2 separate regions of the Homo sapiens genome follow, and region 1 is linked to region 2. A link is an interaction called in ENCODE POLR2A ChIA-PET data of the cell type or tissue named here. Cell type or tissue: OCI-LY7. All regions are shown on one strand.

What was found. ChIA-PET counts read pairs that join two places held together with the same protein. Peaks named below come from ENCODE experiments on the same cell type or tissue, not always from the same donor. Only the 100,000 strongest peaks of a DNase experiment are listed, where the experiment ranks them.
Region 1: POLR2A ChIA-PET joins it to region 2 with 7 read pairs; 2 of 35 experiments call an interaction of 5 or more read pairs at or near these places.

Annotation. Positions count from the first base shown.
Region 1 is chr14:68,802,588-68,810,587 of GRCh38, reverse strand. No RefSeq gene overlaps it. Among named protein-coding and RNA genes, the nearest start is that of ZFP36L1, 14 kb to the right of the region's middle. RefSeq lists an enhancer at 3,393-3,442. In OCI-LY7, no CTCF peak of the experiment used is centred here; DNase peaks (open chromatin) are centred at 3,437 and 3,907; H3K4me3 peaks cover 1,357 bases; H3K27ac peaks cover 2,324 bases.
Region 2 is chr14:67,422,557-67,430,556 of GRCh38, reverse strand. It overlaps a transcript of GPHN not described here. Among named protein-coding and RNA genes, the nearest start is that of PLEK2, 14 kb to the right of the region's middle. In OCI-LY7, a CTCF peak has its summit at 3,259 (motif pointing left); a DNase peak (open chromatin) is centred at 3,236.

The DNA of each region.
Region 1 (8,000 bases), 1.4 Mb before region 2:
CTTTTTGTCACCTCTCAGTTTTTGATAGAAAAAAAAAATGTTACTTTTGGAATATATAGAAGTATCAGGGTCAAGTATGTAAGAATTTTTGGAGGGAGATGGGCTGACATGAGTACCATTTTCCTTGTCCCAGCTGATCAGAGCTCAGGGTGTGGCTGAACTTGGGAGGAGCAGTATAAGGTGCTTGGTGAGCCGCCTGTCTATGGGGATCCTGCCTCACCCACTGAGGACAGCCTGGGAATTGCACAGCTGGCCACTAAACCCAACACCCATGTGTTACTTTCTTTGCTTCTGGATTTTGCCTGGGTTTGCTTCAGCTTTCTCCCAACTCCTGCTCCCTTAGGGAAACGAAGAGTGGGCAGAGGTTTGATTAAGTAAGGAAATTGGAAAAACCAAAGCAGTCATGGAGAAGGGAGGCACTGACAGAATTACAGAAGACAGAGAACAGTTAGAAGGCTGAAAGAAGCCAAGCCGACAAAGGACTAGCATCTTCCATAAGTTTTCATGGGGTTTATGGACACAAGGCATTGAGGCATTGAATTTCAAGAAGCTGTTTGCCAACCAGAACGATGGTTGTGGCTGTCTTTAGGCTCCCTTGGGAACACCTGGAAATTAATTTAAATCATTTTAGTTGTTAACAAAAGTTGCATTTGCTGGGATTTCTCTGGCTTTGCATAGAGGTGGGTATGCCAATCTGCCATGAACCTCTGTTTTTCTAGAAATGGTGTGTCTGTGAGTTAGATGAGCCCTTATCCACAGAAAGGTGGCTGGGCCGGACCTCTCTCTAGATGAAAAGCTGATCACACCGCTCTACTCATACCTGATGTTCTCCTGGCACAGGGCTCCTGCTCAAATTCTCCAGTGAGCCAGCCATAGGGTATCATGATGGCAGCCACCCTACTCTGGGGTGAGTTGGACTGGTTTTTGGCCTTGTCCCAGGAAGACTAGCCCTTTCTCTGCAACAGACTAACAGCGGGGGTGAGGTGGGAAAAGTTAGGAAACACAAAGGCGAGAAGGAAAGCTTGCTTTTCTAGGACTGTCCTTGTTCAGTGTTAGGAAGAGTCTGAAATCCACACATATACAAAAGCCCTAAGACTCACTTGTAGTCACCCAGAACATTACTGAGTGGATTTGGTTGGGATCAGGGCAGTTGTTTTAAATTCACTGCTGCCTCCTTTTCTCTCCTGGGTCTTTTAAAAAAAAATTTTTTGGGTGTTGTTTGCTTTGACATTCTTCTCCCTTTTCAGAATATTTATAACTGGCCCCCTCTTTATCCTTCTCAGCTCCTTTCCCCACCTCACTCTGCCTTCTTAGCATAATTTTTATTTTCTTTTGGCCTGCCTTGTTTTACATCTGGATTCCTGGATGATTTATTTTGTCTGTTTCTTGAATTCTGATCCTCTCCCATTTCTTAAGAGTTTTTTGGGATTTTTTTTTTTTCCCTTTCAGCTTCAGTTCTTTTCCCTAAAGCTTTCCTTGGGTCACACAGCTTTTATTCTTGTTCATCTGTTTAAGCAGAGCTGGCAAGGAGGAGGCCACAGCCGGCAGGCAGAGCCACGGCGGCAGAAGAGGTCTTGGGCGCCTGAAGATTCTCCTCCCAGCCCTGGTGTCCTTCTGGGGAGGGGGATGGGGACAGTGCTGCTCTCCCTGTTAGGGTTGATGTTGTCTGCCAGGCCTGGGCTGAGGGTTGGGGCAGATGGTGTCTCCTCCACAGTGTGTGGGCCTGGGACTTCATGGCTCGGGGAGGCAATGGAATCCACCCTTCGGGCTGTGGGTTGGAGGATTAACCAGGTTAGACCAGGAAAGGCTGGAGCTCCATGGAGTTGCACCCACTGGGAATGTATTCCTTACAAAACTCGGTGCTGTGTTTGAAGACTTTGCAGCATAGGGACTGCCTCCTGGGACCCGAGTCTGGGTTTCCTTCAATTCTGACTCAGTGGCTGAAGTTGACCTGGGCATCCAGAGGTGTCTGCTGGGGAGACAGAGGCAGTTTTCCAGTGGAAAGTCCTTTTTTCCCACTATCACAGCCCTTGGCCAGTGGTCATTTTGAGGGTGCAGGGGGAATGCTAGAAGAGGCTGGTAATTGTGGGGTGTATTAAAGACTCTTGGCCGCTGGGCAAACCCCACCTGTGGGAGGCTCTGAGGGTCAGCCCTGGTACTGATGAGGCAGGTGGCACTTCTTGATGGGCATAGTGGCAGAGAAATCCTAGAAATTGCAACCACACCCCTCCCTGTCTGGAGTGGTGGGGTGGGGTGGGAGCATCCTGGGCCCTGCTCCCCAGCTGTCCAAGGCAAATCGACTGGAGTCCATCTGGCTGTCCCCACCGGTCCAGGCATGCTTCCCATCCTGGGGCGTCAGTCCTCAGTGGGTGCGGCTGAGGGGCCGGTGGATCAGTGCTCTGCCTGGGCACACCCGGAGCTGAGCGGCATCCTGGGGTGAGGGGGCTCAAGAGCTCCAGGTAGACACCCACTGGACTGCCTTATCTTTTCTAGGCTCTGTGCTGATGGTGGCCACCTGCTTCTCTGGCAAGTGTGGTTGAGGGCTGTTTCCATAGGCACACCTTGCTCTCTTTCTGGGTCCCATCTGTCCTTCATCATCTTCATCAATGCACAGTGTTCCCTGTCACTTGAGGGAAGTGCTGTTGGTTATATAAAGGCTTGAGACAACTCTTTGCTTACATTTTGTATTTTGTTTATATTTTCTAAGCCTTTAGCTCTGGAGTCCAACTCTCGGGGTCCAGCATCCTTTAAGACCCGAAAAGCATAAACTTCAGGAGGCCAAAGGCCCTTACTCCTAGGCCCTGTGGACTTGGTTTATCTCTGATTCCAGGCAGTGCCTCCTGCTTTATATAGAGGGCTATAATCAACAGGAGGAATGACTAGGGGATGGGTGATGAATGTTCTTCCAAGTTGCTCCCCTTGACTGTGGCAGGAGAGCTGGGGGCAAAGACCCAGCCTCTTTGACATAGGAATTCAAGTGGGGATTAGGATCCCAGCAGCCTCCTGCTCCTTCCTGCCTGGGCCGCCTCACTCCTAGCTGGGCCCCAAGTGCAGCCTCCTTAAATCTGTCCGTGTCAGTGCCTCCTCATTCCTGCCACCTCGCTCTGCCTTCCCTCTTCCCACGCACCAGCACCACGTTGTATAAATATTTACACCCCCGGGGCTGGCAGGAATCTTTCTCCAGCTGCTTCCCTGGTCTCTGGGAGAGCTTGTTTCCTCACCCAGCAGCTGCAGCAGATCTGGTTGCCTTTGGTCAGACAAGAGCAGGCCCTGGTTTGGGGGCCCACAGTACCCCGGGGTGGAGGGTGCAGTTGGTGGGAGAAACTCAGCACTAAAGAAGTCACAGGGCTGTGGCAAAGACCCGTCCTCTCTCACTCCCCCGCCGGCTGTCCACATGGCAACCCTCCAAGAGCTGTCTGATCTCTGCTCTGGCTGGGGAGGTTCCTGTTTCTCAAAAGAACAGCTCTCAGGGTGGAGTTGGCCATACCAGGGCCTTGCTAGGGAGTAGTGGAGGATAATTCCAAAGCAAACTCACTGATGCTAGGACAAAATAGTACCTTGGTTTACCTGTGAACACTTTACAGCTTACTAGTAAGTGTGAATCCCTTGATTTGCCCTGAAGATGACCCCACAGTTTAGAGCAAGACCCCCCTGGATTATCTGCAAACCAGGCCTCTCCCCAGCATCTGCCCCAGGCCACCCTCCCTCCCACCAGTCCCTGCCAGTCTTCCCGCCTCAGGGGTAGAGAGAGGAGAGGACAGACGCTCCTTCTCCCACCTTCCTTGGTGACCCAGCCAAGGAAGAAAACTGGCACTTGGGTTCCCATGGGCTGGGCACTGTGCACGGTACTTCCCCATGTTCTCATGTAGTTATTCAAGTCTCGGGCACAGCAGATTTCTTAGCTTCCTCATGCATGTCTCCTCTTTCTGCCAGCAAACAGCAGCAGCCAGGCAGCAGCAAGCCCCCAGATACAGAGCCCAGGCTTTCTCTAGTCCTGAGTTCAGCCAGGAACCTCTGAGAGCCAGCCAAGGACTGGACATCAATACTGGACTTCAATCTCAGCCACTTGCAGTAGGTGCGGGTCACCTGCTGCCACCTCCTGCTCCTGTGCCTCAGTTTCCCCTTACATCTGTGGGAGGTCATTAACCTGTGCTTTGTAAAGTATTTCAAATTTAGCAAAAAACAAGTTTGAAAAAAGCAACATCATTTCTTTTTTTTTTTTTTTTTTTTTTTGATGGAGTCTTACTCTGTCGCCCAGGCTGGAGTGCAGTGGCGCTATCTCGGCTCACTGCAACCTCTGCCTCCCAAGTAGCTGGGATTACAGGTGCCTGCCACCACGACTGGCCAATTTTTTGTATTTTTAATAGAGATAGGGTTTCACCACTTTGACCAGACTGGTCTTGAACTCCTGACCTCATGAGTCACCTGCCTCAGCCTCCCAAAGTGCTGGGATTACAGGCGTGAGCCACCACGCCAGGCCAAAAAAGCAACATCATTTCAAATCCTTTTTCTAGTTATAGGGGTTTGGGTGGCAGAAGAGATTGTTCAGGTATCAGGGACTAAGGAGAATGTGTGTTCAGTGCTTTGGGGAAGCTGGGGAGGAGGTAAACACGGTTTAAAAGGCCTGAATTTTATATCCAACAACCCCTAAAATTCAAGTAGTAGAGCCATTGGAGGTATGTGTGTGTGGGATTGGGTAGGGGTTCTCATGGGGGCCAGGGACAAATACCCCAGTTTCCCTCCACTCACACTTGTGCCGGAAAGAAAGCAAGCAGATTCTCTCTCTCTCTCTCTCTCTCTCTCTCTCTCGATAACGTACATGGAGAAAGGTAGGAAACTGCAATTTGAAAGTCGTGCATTTGTGAGACACTCCTGCTGCCTGCCTGTCTCTCCAGCCCCGCAACGTAAAACAAAACCCAAATAAAAGCCTGAACCCGGCAGATATTAATGCTACAGAGCCAGGGTTGGTGTGCAGGCACCCACCCCCTTCTTCCCCCTTCTGTTTCTATAAGTGGCTGAAATAAATTTAGCGAAACAACCCCACCCATCTGAGGGCCTAAGATTTCAGAGCAATGGGATTCTCTATCCTGAAAACCCCTGTTTTTCAGAGCTGAAAGCTTTTTGTTTAAATTCCTTTTGGGAATGGAATGCTCTTGATCTGAAATAATTATTATACTGCGGTCATCTATTCCTCATAGATAAATGCTTTGACACAGGATAGCTTGCAGAAAAGCTGATCTACAAATGCTCTGCAGCTTAAGATTGTCAACTCTATGGGGCCAATGCCTAGTTGGATCTGTTGGGGTATTTATTGTAAGATTATTCTTCTAATGTCGTGCATATTCAGCCAAGTCCCTCTGTTGTCTGTCATACAGAACCCTGATTGTGGCTGGCTAAGTTAGCGAAGTAGAGAAGTACTAAATCTTCATTTTTTTTCCACGAATACTTATTGAGGGCCTACTCTCTGCTAGGCACTAAGCCAGGCACTGGGAGTTGAGCTGAGAGCAGAGAGAGCCTGCTTTGATGGAGCATACATCCTAGTGGGAAGGGAATGTTAAAAAGTTAAATGACTACAAAAAAACTGGCAACGAATGTTGTATTTTAAAATGAAAGACTGAATGCTTTCCCCCTAAAATCAGGAACAAGGTCAGGGCATCTACTCTTACCATGCCTATTCAACACTGTATTGCAAATCCTGGATAAAGCAATAAGGCAAGAAAATGAAATACAATGCATACGTTAGGAAAGGAAGAAATTAAATTATTCCTATGTATAGACAATATGTGCTTGTCTGCATTAAAAACAAAAACACACCTGGTACAGGGGCTCATGTCTGTAATCTCATCACTTTGGGATGCCCAAGCAGGAGGATTGCTTGAGGACAAAAGTTAGAGACCAGCCTGGGAAACATAGTGAGATCCTATCTCTACAAAAAATTAAACTAGCTGGAATGGTGGCATGTACCTATAGTTCCAGCTACTTAGGAGGCTGAGATGGGAGGACTGCTTGAGCTCAGGAATTTGAGGCTGCAGTGAACTATGATTGCACCACTGCACTCCAGCCTGGGTAACAAGGTGAGACTCTACCTCAAAACAAAAACAAAACAAAAATAAGTAAACAAAAACACCCCAAGTAATCTATCAAAAAAATCCTCTTACAACTAAAGTGATTTTGTGAGATCACAGGAGACAAGGTCAATACACAAAAATCAACTGAATTTCTATAAACTAATACACAAGTGGAGACCAAGATTTCAAAAGGCTGGGTGTGGTGGCTCACGCCTATAATCCCACACTTTGGGAGGCTGAGGCGGGCGGGTCAACAGAGGTTGGGAGTTCAAGACCAGCCTGACCAACATGGAGAAACCTCGTCTCTACTAAAAATACAAAATTAGCCAGGCATGGTGGTGCATGTGTGTAATCCCAGCTACTTGGGAGGCTGAGGCAGGAGAATTGCTTGAACCCAGTGGGGTGGAGGTTGCGGTGAGCTGCGATCACACCACTGCACTCCAGCCTGGGCAACAAGAGCAAAACTCCATCTCAAAAAAAAAAAAATTACAATAGTTCTAAAAACTAGGAAATATTAGGTATAAATCTAATGAAATATATATAGAATCCCTGTGCTAAAAACTATAAAACAGCTGGGCATGGTAGCACATGCCTGTGGTCCCAGCTACTTGGGAGGCTGAGGCAGAAGGATCACTTAAGCCCAGGAGTTTGAGGCTAGCCTGGACAGCATAGCAAGACCCCATTTCAAAAAAAGATTAAAACTATAAAACACTGATTAAAGAAATCAAATAAGTCCTAAATAGACATACCATGTGCATGAATTAGAAGACTCAACATAGTAATTCTCCCTGTAGTGATCTATAGATTTAATGCATTGCCAATAAAAATCTCAGTAGGGTTTTTTTTTCTAGATACAGACAAGCTGATTCTGAAGTTTATATGAAAAGGCAAAGGAACTAGAATAGCTAAAACAATTTCAAAAAATAAGAAAAAAGTTGGAGGAATTACACCATCTTAAGACTTAGTAAATACCTACAATAATTGATCATGTAGTATTGGTGAACGGGTGGACACAGATCAGTGTAACAAAATAAAGAGACCTTACAAATACGGCCATTACATTTTTGGAAAGGTGTAAAGGCAACTCAATGGTAAAATGACAGTCTTTTCAACAAACAAACAGTGTTGCAAGTGAAAATCCACAGGCAAAAAAAGAACCTCAATCTAAATTTTACATCTTATATAAAAACTAACTCTAAATGGATTACAGATCTGAAGTAACTACTTTTAGGGGAGGATTCTAGGAACATGGCAGAGTAGGAAGCACTAGGAATGTTTCCCCTCTTAGAAAACAATTGCACTGGCAGAATCTGTCTGATACAACTATTTTGGAACTCTGGAGTCTATTGAAGGCTTGCAAATTCCAGGGGGAGGCTTGAACAGTAATTTGTGTTTAATTTTGGTCAATATCAGCTCTTAGAGCAGTAGCAGCTACCCATCCCCCACCTCCAACCCTATGGCAGACAGCTGTGCATATGTTCCTGGAGTAGCTTGCACACAGCTTACAGGAGCTAGGGTGGGCCAAAAGACCCTGTCCTCCAAATATCAGGGATTTGTGCTCTGATTACTGCTTCTGATAACAGAGATGTAGACAATGATGCAGGTGGCCATTGTTGTTGCACCTTCTCCCATTGTTTTTATTTTTTATTTTATTTTTATTTTTATTTTTTTGAGATGGAGTCTTGCTCTGTCGCCCAGCCTGGAGTGCATTGGGGTGATCTTGGCTCACTGCAACCTCTGCCTCCTGGGTTCCAGCGATTCTCCTGCCTCAGCCTCCGGAATAGCTGGGATTACAGGCCCCTGCCACCACGCCCAGCTAATTTTTGTATTTTTAGTAGAGACGGGGTTTCACCATGTTAGCCAAGCTGGGCCCACCAGCCTCGGCCTCCCAAAGTGCTGGGATTATAGGCATAAACCACCACACCGGGCCAA
Region 2 (8,000 bases):
CTGCCAGTTGAGAAAGCACTCCTGCTTCTTCTTTCCTTAGGATGGAGGGCTTATAGCAAAGTCACGTGAGCCCACGTGGGAAGGCTCTTTCTGCTTTACCATACAGCCCTCCCCTTGAGAGCACCCAGGCATTCCAGGGGACCAGGCGTGGGTCCGGCACAGGCTTGCACAGGAACAAGAGCCACCTTGTCCCCTAGGCCTGGATCCTTCCTAACTTACAGTGGGTATTTTTCCTCCCTAGGCCCGTATGTTATTCCCTATAATCTACCCTTCCCAGCCTGACTCTGTATAGATGAACCTGAGTATACAGGGTTCAAGCTCTGTCCCAGGGAAATCTGGGTCCATGTCATCCAAGCTCTGTGGTTTTGTGGAGGGGACTGGAATGTGTGATTGTGGCCTGTCTCCATGTCCCATCGTACCCGTGCCTCAGCTCCAACCAAGGCATAGCCAGGTTCGGGCTCCTCTCGCAGGAGTTTTATCAGAGTGCTTGTGATTCCCTTGTGTGCCTTAATCATTAAGAGCAGCGACTTTGGAGTCAAAGACAAACCTGGGTACCATCTGCTCCACAGTTTATGAGCCACGTGATCTTGAGGAAGTTACTTAATCTCTTGGAATCTCTTGGAATCTGTTTCTTCATTTGTAAAATGAGGAAGGTAACAGAGCTCTTAAAGCTGTTACTTGTAGCGCTGTTGAAAGAATTAACTGAGATAATGTATCTAAGTACCAGCTTGGTGCTGGTACTGTATCTGGCATGCGGTAAAACCTTAAGGAATGTTAGTTTTCATCATTTTTGTTGTTGTTGCTGTTTATTTGTTTGTTTTGAAACACAGTCTTGCTCTGTCACCCAGGCTGGAGTGCAATGGCGCAATCTCAACTCACTGCAAACTTTGCCTCTCAGGTTCAAGCAATTCTCCTGCCTCAGCCTCCTGAGTAGCTGGGATTACAGGTGCCTGCTATCACACCTTGCCAATTTTTGTATTTTTAGTAGAGATGGGGTTTCACTATGTTGGCCAGGCTGGTCTCAAACTCCTGACCTCAAAAGATCCACCTGTGGCCATGAGCCACTTTAGGAGGCCGAGGTGGGCGAATCATGAGGTCAGGAGTTTGAGACCAGCCTGACCAACATGGTGAAACCCCATCTCTACTAAAAATACAAAAATTGGCTGGGCGTGGTGGTGGGTGCCTGTAATCCTAGCTACTCAGGAGGCTGAGACAGGAGAATCGCTTGAACCCGGGAGCCGGATGTTGCAGTGAGCCAAGATCACGCCACTGCACGCCAGCCTGGGCGACAGTGTGAGACTCTGTCTCAAAAAAAAAAAAAAAAAATTGTCCACTTGCCTCAGCCTCCCAAAGTGCTGGGATTACAGGCATGAGCCACCACACTGGGCCTCATCATTGTTATTGTTATTAACACAATGATCCCATTTTAGTCATGGCTTCAGCCCAGCTGAGCTTTGTGAACTTGAGCAAGTTATTTAATCTCTGTGGGCTCTTATTTTGTATAAAACAAGAGAATACGGGTCTTGAGCCTTCACATTCCTTCTAACTCTGTGATCCTGCTCTCATTTGACTCTAATGGGAAAATTCCATCTTTAAAGGAGACCAACACCAGCTAATCAGATGAGGTGGCTGACTGCTTACAGAGCGTGATAAGAGAGGCTGCACAAAGTTCACCTGGCTCCTCCAAACCAACGCCTGCTTCTCTCTCCAGCAGGCCCCCTACAGCCCAGGGCAGCAGTGGGGAGAGCTTCAGGAGCAGCCGGCAGATGATAACTAATACTAAAGGAAGGAGGCCAGGCCCTCAAGCCTGAGGTTGGAAGGAAGGGGCAGCGTTGAGTAGGGTGAGGGTCTGGCCTTGAGTTCTGGTGAGGGAATAGCTGGTGAGGACAGACTGACAATGCAGTTTCACCCGCTCTCTGCAGAGGCAGTGTGTGTGCTGGTGAGAAACCTGGCCGATGAGTCAGATGGCCTGAGTTGGAATCTTGGCTCTTCCACGTACCAGCTGTGTGACTTGGACAAAGTACTTAACTTTTCTGGGCCTCAAATTCCTCCTTTGTGAAACAAGGTAATGCAATGGTAAGAGTTCTCCCCTACTGTGTAGTGAAGATTAAATATGTACAAGCACTTGGAAAAGTGCTAGGCACATAAGTGCTCTAAGTGTTAGCTGTGAATATTATTCCAATCTTGGGGAGCAGGATAGAGCTTTGGGCTAGTGCACCGAGGGCGTCCTTGCATGTGGGTGTGGGTGGGTCCTCTGCTGCTGCACTGGAAGCAGTCAGAGGTGTGCCCAGCTGACCATGGGGGTCTGGGCATAGGTGGAGGCTAAAAAGGCATTGTCAGCTGGGCACGGTGGCTCATGCCTGTAATTCCAGCACTTTGGGAGGCTGAGGCGGGTGGGTCGCTTGAGGTCAGGTGTTTGACACCAGCCTGTCTAACATGGCAAAACCCCGTATCTACTAAAATACAAAAATTAGCTGGGTGTGGTGGCGGGTGCCTAATCCCAGCTACTCAGGAGGCTGAGGCAGGAGAATCGCTTGAACCCGGGAGGCAGAGGTTGCAGTGAGCCAGAATCGTGCCACTGTACTCCAGCCTGGGCAGCAGAGTGAGACTTTGTCTCAAAAAAAAAAAAAAGGGCATTGTCGAGCTCCTGTAAAACATCCTGGGTGTCTCGGAAATGTGTGCGAGAGGCTTTTGGGGATGGTCTCATGACAGTGCCAGAACATGCTAGAAAAGCACGGTGCCTTACAGTTACTATCACCCCCAGTGCAGGGGGGCCTGAGGAGACTAAGCTTACACACCCTTAAAAGAAACCAAATCTCCTAAGTATGAGTGTCCCCGAAAGGGCTAAAAACTAAATCGTTGTCTGCCATTATTAGCTCCTTAGCGTAAATGAGTTTCTCAGAGTAGGTGGTATTTAGTAGAGCCCTGGGAATAAGAACTGAAAATGAATGGCGACGGTAAGTCTTAAGACGGAGCTCTCGTGGGAAGCCGGTGGGTAGAGCCCTGGGCCGCCGACCTGGGGTTCCACCTGAGTGTGTTCGCGGCAGGGTGTTGGGATTCCAGAGAACAACGACGGAAGCCCCTGACAAAGGTGGCCTGCTTCAACTTCGCGTTGGAACCCAGGGCCCGCCGAAGGCCGCATTTCCACGGCCACAGCCAGCCAGAGCTGCCCTCTCATACCCTCTCCGTTTGTAGACCAAGGGCCCTTCCCTGCCCGAGACCTTCTCAACTATGCGGGACTCGGTCACCCTCTAGTGGCAACTGGGCAGAAGTTTTTCTCTTAAAATTGTCGACAACAGGATGATTTTATAATGGCATTTGGATAGTGCTTTACAGTTAACGGGACTGTCACAAATATTACAGTGTAGCTTTTCTACTGGAGTACGCCACCCACATCCCCATAGTCATCAGCCGCCTGAAGCATCCCTCCCTCCCCCGCGTGACACAATACACTCTGGCTACCTCCAATCCCTCCCTCCCCCGCGCGACACAATACACTCTAGCTACCTCCAACACTCCAGCTTTCCCATTGCTTTGGCTCATCTAGTTTTTCCCAGTGGGCAGAGGGAAGAGTCCTGGAGCCTGCGGAGGCCTGGGGAGGACTAGGTGACTTCTGACTCCTCTGCCCCTGAGCTATAAGCCCTAGGAATCTGCAGACGTTGTCTCTTAAAACTGGACATTAGGCCAGGCACCGTGGCTCACGCCTGTAATCCCAGCACTTTGCAAGGCCGAGCTGAGTGGATCACCTGAGGTCAGGAGTTCGAAACCAGCCTGCCCAACATGGAGAAACCCCGTCTGCACTGAAAATACAAAATTAGCCGGGCATGGTGGCACATGCCTGTAGTCCCAGCTACTTGGAAGGCTAAGGCAGGAGAATCGCTTGAATCCAGGAGGCGGAGGTTGCGGTGAGCCAAGATCACGCCATTACACTCCAGCCTGGGCAACAAGAGTGAAACTCTGTCTCAAAAAAAACAAAACAAAACCAAAAAAATAGACATTATCCACACTGTCCCCCGAACCCGGCAGCCTACCATTTCACAGTCTGCTGCTGCTGAAGGCAATCGCACCGGCCACTTGTGTTTTAAGGGGCACACACTGACTGTGCCAACAGCGAAGAGGCAGCAGATAGTGAAACTCCCACAGGGCACATGACAGCTGTTCTCCTACTTTCAAAGGTTTCACAGCCATGGTCCCAGGGCTTTGATTCTTAACTCCCTTGCTGAGATCACCATTGAAAACCCCAAGGGTGAAGCTCAAACCCTCTACCCTCCTCAGCAACTACCCAACTCAGCCCAGAGATCCTGTCGGACCACACAATAGTCTCCTTTGTGTGGGGAATCTTTTCGAGACTGTTGTTCTGCTTGTCTCTCCGCAGGAAAAGGTAATCTGAGAGTCATACTGAATATTTTAAATGTTAGATACTGGGTGTGTTTTGGGTTTTGATGTGTTTAGTAAACCACTCAGAGATGTTTTGTTTCAGGCAGGATAAGCCGGTTATTAAATTTTTTCATTGGCCAGGCATGGTGGCTCATGCCTGTAATCCCAGCACTTTGGGAGGCTGAGGCAGGAGGATCACTTGAGCCCAGGAGTTCCAGACCAATCGGCAATATAGCAAGACCCTGTCTCCACCAAAAAAAAAAATTTTTTTTTTGAGACAAGATGTGGGGTGTGGGGCAGGGAGGGAGCCCACAGGATCAGGCTGGCTCTCAGGATACTATCAGATCAGCAGAGACACGCCCACCGCTGTGGTTCTACCCTGTGTCTGGAAGTGGGTTCTCCTGTGGTCCTATTCCAGCTCCTGTCCATCAGAGCAGGTCCAGTTCCCCTGTGTTGTTGCTCCCTGAGGCTGGTCCCTGGGAGGCAGGGCTCCCCTCTCATTGCCTTAATTCTTCCCAGTCCCTTTTCGAAAGGAAGGACCTCATCCCAACTGGTTCACCTGCTTTGTCTTGCCGGGAGAAACAGTTTAGCTCATACTAAGAATGAAAACTTTTTGTTTGTTTGCTTTGTTTTTTGGTTTGGTTTTAGAGACTCTGTTGCCCAGGCTGGAATGCAGTGCTGGTATCTCAGCTCACTGCAACCTCCACCTTCTGGGCTCAAGCAATCCTCACACCTCAGCCTCTGGAGTAGCTGGGACTATAGGCGTGTGCCACCACACCGGGCTAATTTTTTGTAGAGATGGAGTTTCATCATGTTGCCCAGACTGGTCTTGAACTCCTGACCTCAAGTGATTCTCCCGCCTTGGCCTCCCAAAGTGTTGGGATTATAGGCATGAGCCACTGTACCTGGCCTACAAAAATTTTTAAAAATTAGGCAGGCATGGTGGTGTGTGCCTGTAGTCCTAGCTGCTCAGGAAGCTGAGGCAGGAGGATCACTTGAGCCCAGAGTTTGAGGCTGTAGTGAGCTGTGATCACAGCACTGCATTCCAGCCTGGGCAACAGAGTGAGACCCTGTCTCTAAAACCAAACCAAAACAAAGCAAACAAACAAAAAATTTTCATTCCTAGTATGAGCTAAACTTTGTTTCTCCCGGAAAGATAAAGCAGGTGAACCAGTTGGAATGATGTCCTTCCTATCCAAAGGGGACTGAGAAGAATTAAGACAATGAGAAGGGAGCCCTGCCTCCCAGGGACCAGCCTTGGGGAGGAAGGAACTGAGGGAAACTGGGTCTGCTCTGATTGACAAGAGCTAGAATAGGACCACAAGAGAGCCCACTTCCAGACACAGGGTAGAAGCATAGCCGTGGGCATGTCTGTGCTGATCTGAAGGGGCTCTGGGGGCAGCCCAATCCTGTGGGCTTCCTCCCCACCCCACACCCAGTGGAAGTCTCAGCAGGACCCTGCTCAGACAGGTCATGACCCAAGACCAGGGAGAATGCCGGATGCTGAGACTGGGACCATAGGAAGGAAGACTAGGGGTGGGCAGGGGCTTGGATCTGCTTCCTTTTTTTTTTTTTTTTTTTTAAACAGCGTCTTTTTCTGTCATCCAACCTGGAGTGCAGTGGCACAATCTTGGCTCACTGCAGCTTCAACTTTCCAGGCTCAAGCACTCCCCCCACCTCAGCCTCCCAAGTAGCTGGGACTACAAGCACACACCTGTATTTTTCATAGAGATGGGGTTTCATCATGTTGTCCAGGCTGGTCTTGAACTCTTGAGTTTAAGTGATCTGCCTGCCTCAGCTTCCCAGAGTGCTAGGACTGTAGGCTTGAATCACTGTGCCTGGCACACTTCATTCTTTCTTAATCACCCCCAATATTTTAGCTTCTCCTCTCCCCTTTTTATTTTTAATTTTATTTATTTATTTATTTATTTATTTTTGAGACAGAGTTTTTTGCTCTTGTTGCCCAGGCTGGAGTGCAATGGCATGATCTCAGCTCACCACAAACTCCGTCTCCCGGGTTCAAGTGATTCTCCTGCCTCAGCCTCCTGAGTAGCTGGGATTACAGGCACCTGCCACCAGGCTTGGCTAATTTTTTTGTATTTTTAGTAGAAATGGGGTTTCTCCATGTTGGTCAGGCTGGTCTTGAACTCCCGACCTCAGGTGATCTGCCTGCCTTGGCCTCCCAAAGTGCTGGGATTACAGGCATGAGCCACTGCACCCAGCCTCCTCCCTACTTTTTAAAAAAGTGCCTGGTGTTAAGCATTCAATTCCATTAGACCATATGGGTGGGAAAAAGGAAGTGGATTTAAAAGTCTTTCGTTCCTCCAACTATTCCAGGAGCCATCAGTAACACCCACCCCAGGGCTCACTTGCACTTGGACACTTCTGGATATTGTGACAGCCACACACTCACCTTGCTGGGAGGAAACAATGCCCAGTGAGATGGAAGAAATATTATGAAGCCTAAAGGAAGAAGCTGTGTTGGCATAAACCTCAGGCTCTACACCCTTCCTTTCCTCTCTGCGGTTCTCTCCAGACTGTGCCAAGGTTTGCCGCAACCCTCTCCCACCTTTTCTCAGACTTACCACTTCCCCTTTCCTATGCTATGAGCACCCTGATGCCCACTTTCCCTTTGAGTTCCCTGGTTCTAGCAAAGGACCCCTCCCCTCCCTCACCTGTGGTCCCTCCCCACCTTTCACTCTTGGCCCCCTTCAGAGCCCCCTCTTCTGTCAACACTGTGGGTGCCTAGACTGTGCCAGGGACTGGGGAAGCAGAGTCCTAAAATACAGTTTCTGTTCATGAAGAAGCTGGCTGTGGAGGGTGGAGGTGAGGCATGTTCACAGGTAAAAAATAATTACAAAATTATGTCATGAGTACTCTCTTAGAGGTCACTACAGACAGTCACTTAATTTTAAAAATTCAATCTTGCAAACAAATGCCCTCCCCCAACCCCTTTTTGGCCCTTTCTGCTGGACACAGTTTTGAGAGAATGTTTGTTGCTGTAGCAGAAGACACTGATGATGACAGGGCAGAAAGGGGGAAAACCGGCCACCGCTCGGTGGCTCACCCCTGTAATCCCAGCACTTTGGGAGGCTGAGGCAGGCAGATCACCTAAGGTTGGGAGTTTGAGACCAGCCTGAACAACATGAAGAAACCCGTCTCTACTAAAAAAAATAAAAAATTAGCCGGGCATGGTGGCGCATGCCTGTAATCCCAGCTACTCGGGAGGCTGAGGCAGGATAATCGCTTGAACCTGGGAGGCGGAGGTTGCAGTGAGCCAAGATTGCACCATTGTACTCCAGCCTGGGCAACAAGAGCAAAACTCCATCTCAAAAAAAAAAAAAAAAAAAAAAGATGGGGAAAGCCTAGGTTTTGATGGCAGCACTGAGCCATTGCATCTACTCTGGAATCGCCTACTCATTAAGTAACTAACAACATCTGTGTTGGGTTTAAGCCACTGCTGGTTGACTTTTCAGTTACTTGCAGCCCGAAGCATTCTAACTGATATGCATTTTCTTCCATGTATGAGAGAAGAAGTTAGGGGTGAACTGGGATGCACAAATTACAGTACTGCTGATCAGTCTGGGCAGGCCCAACTTCTTTGTGGAAAGGAATAGAAAGAT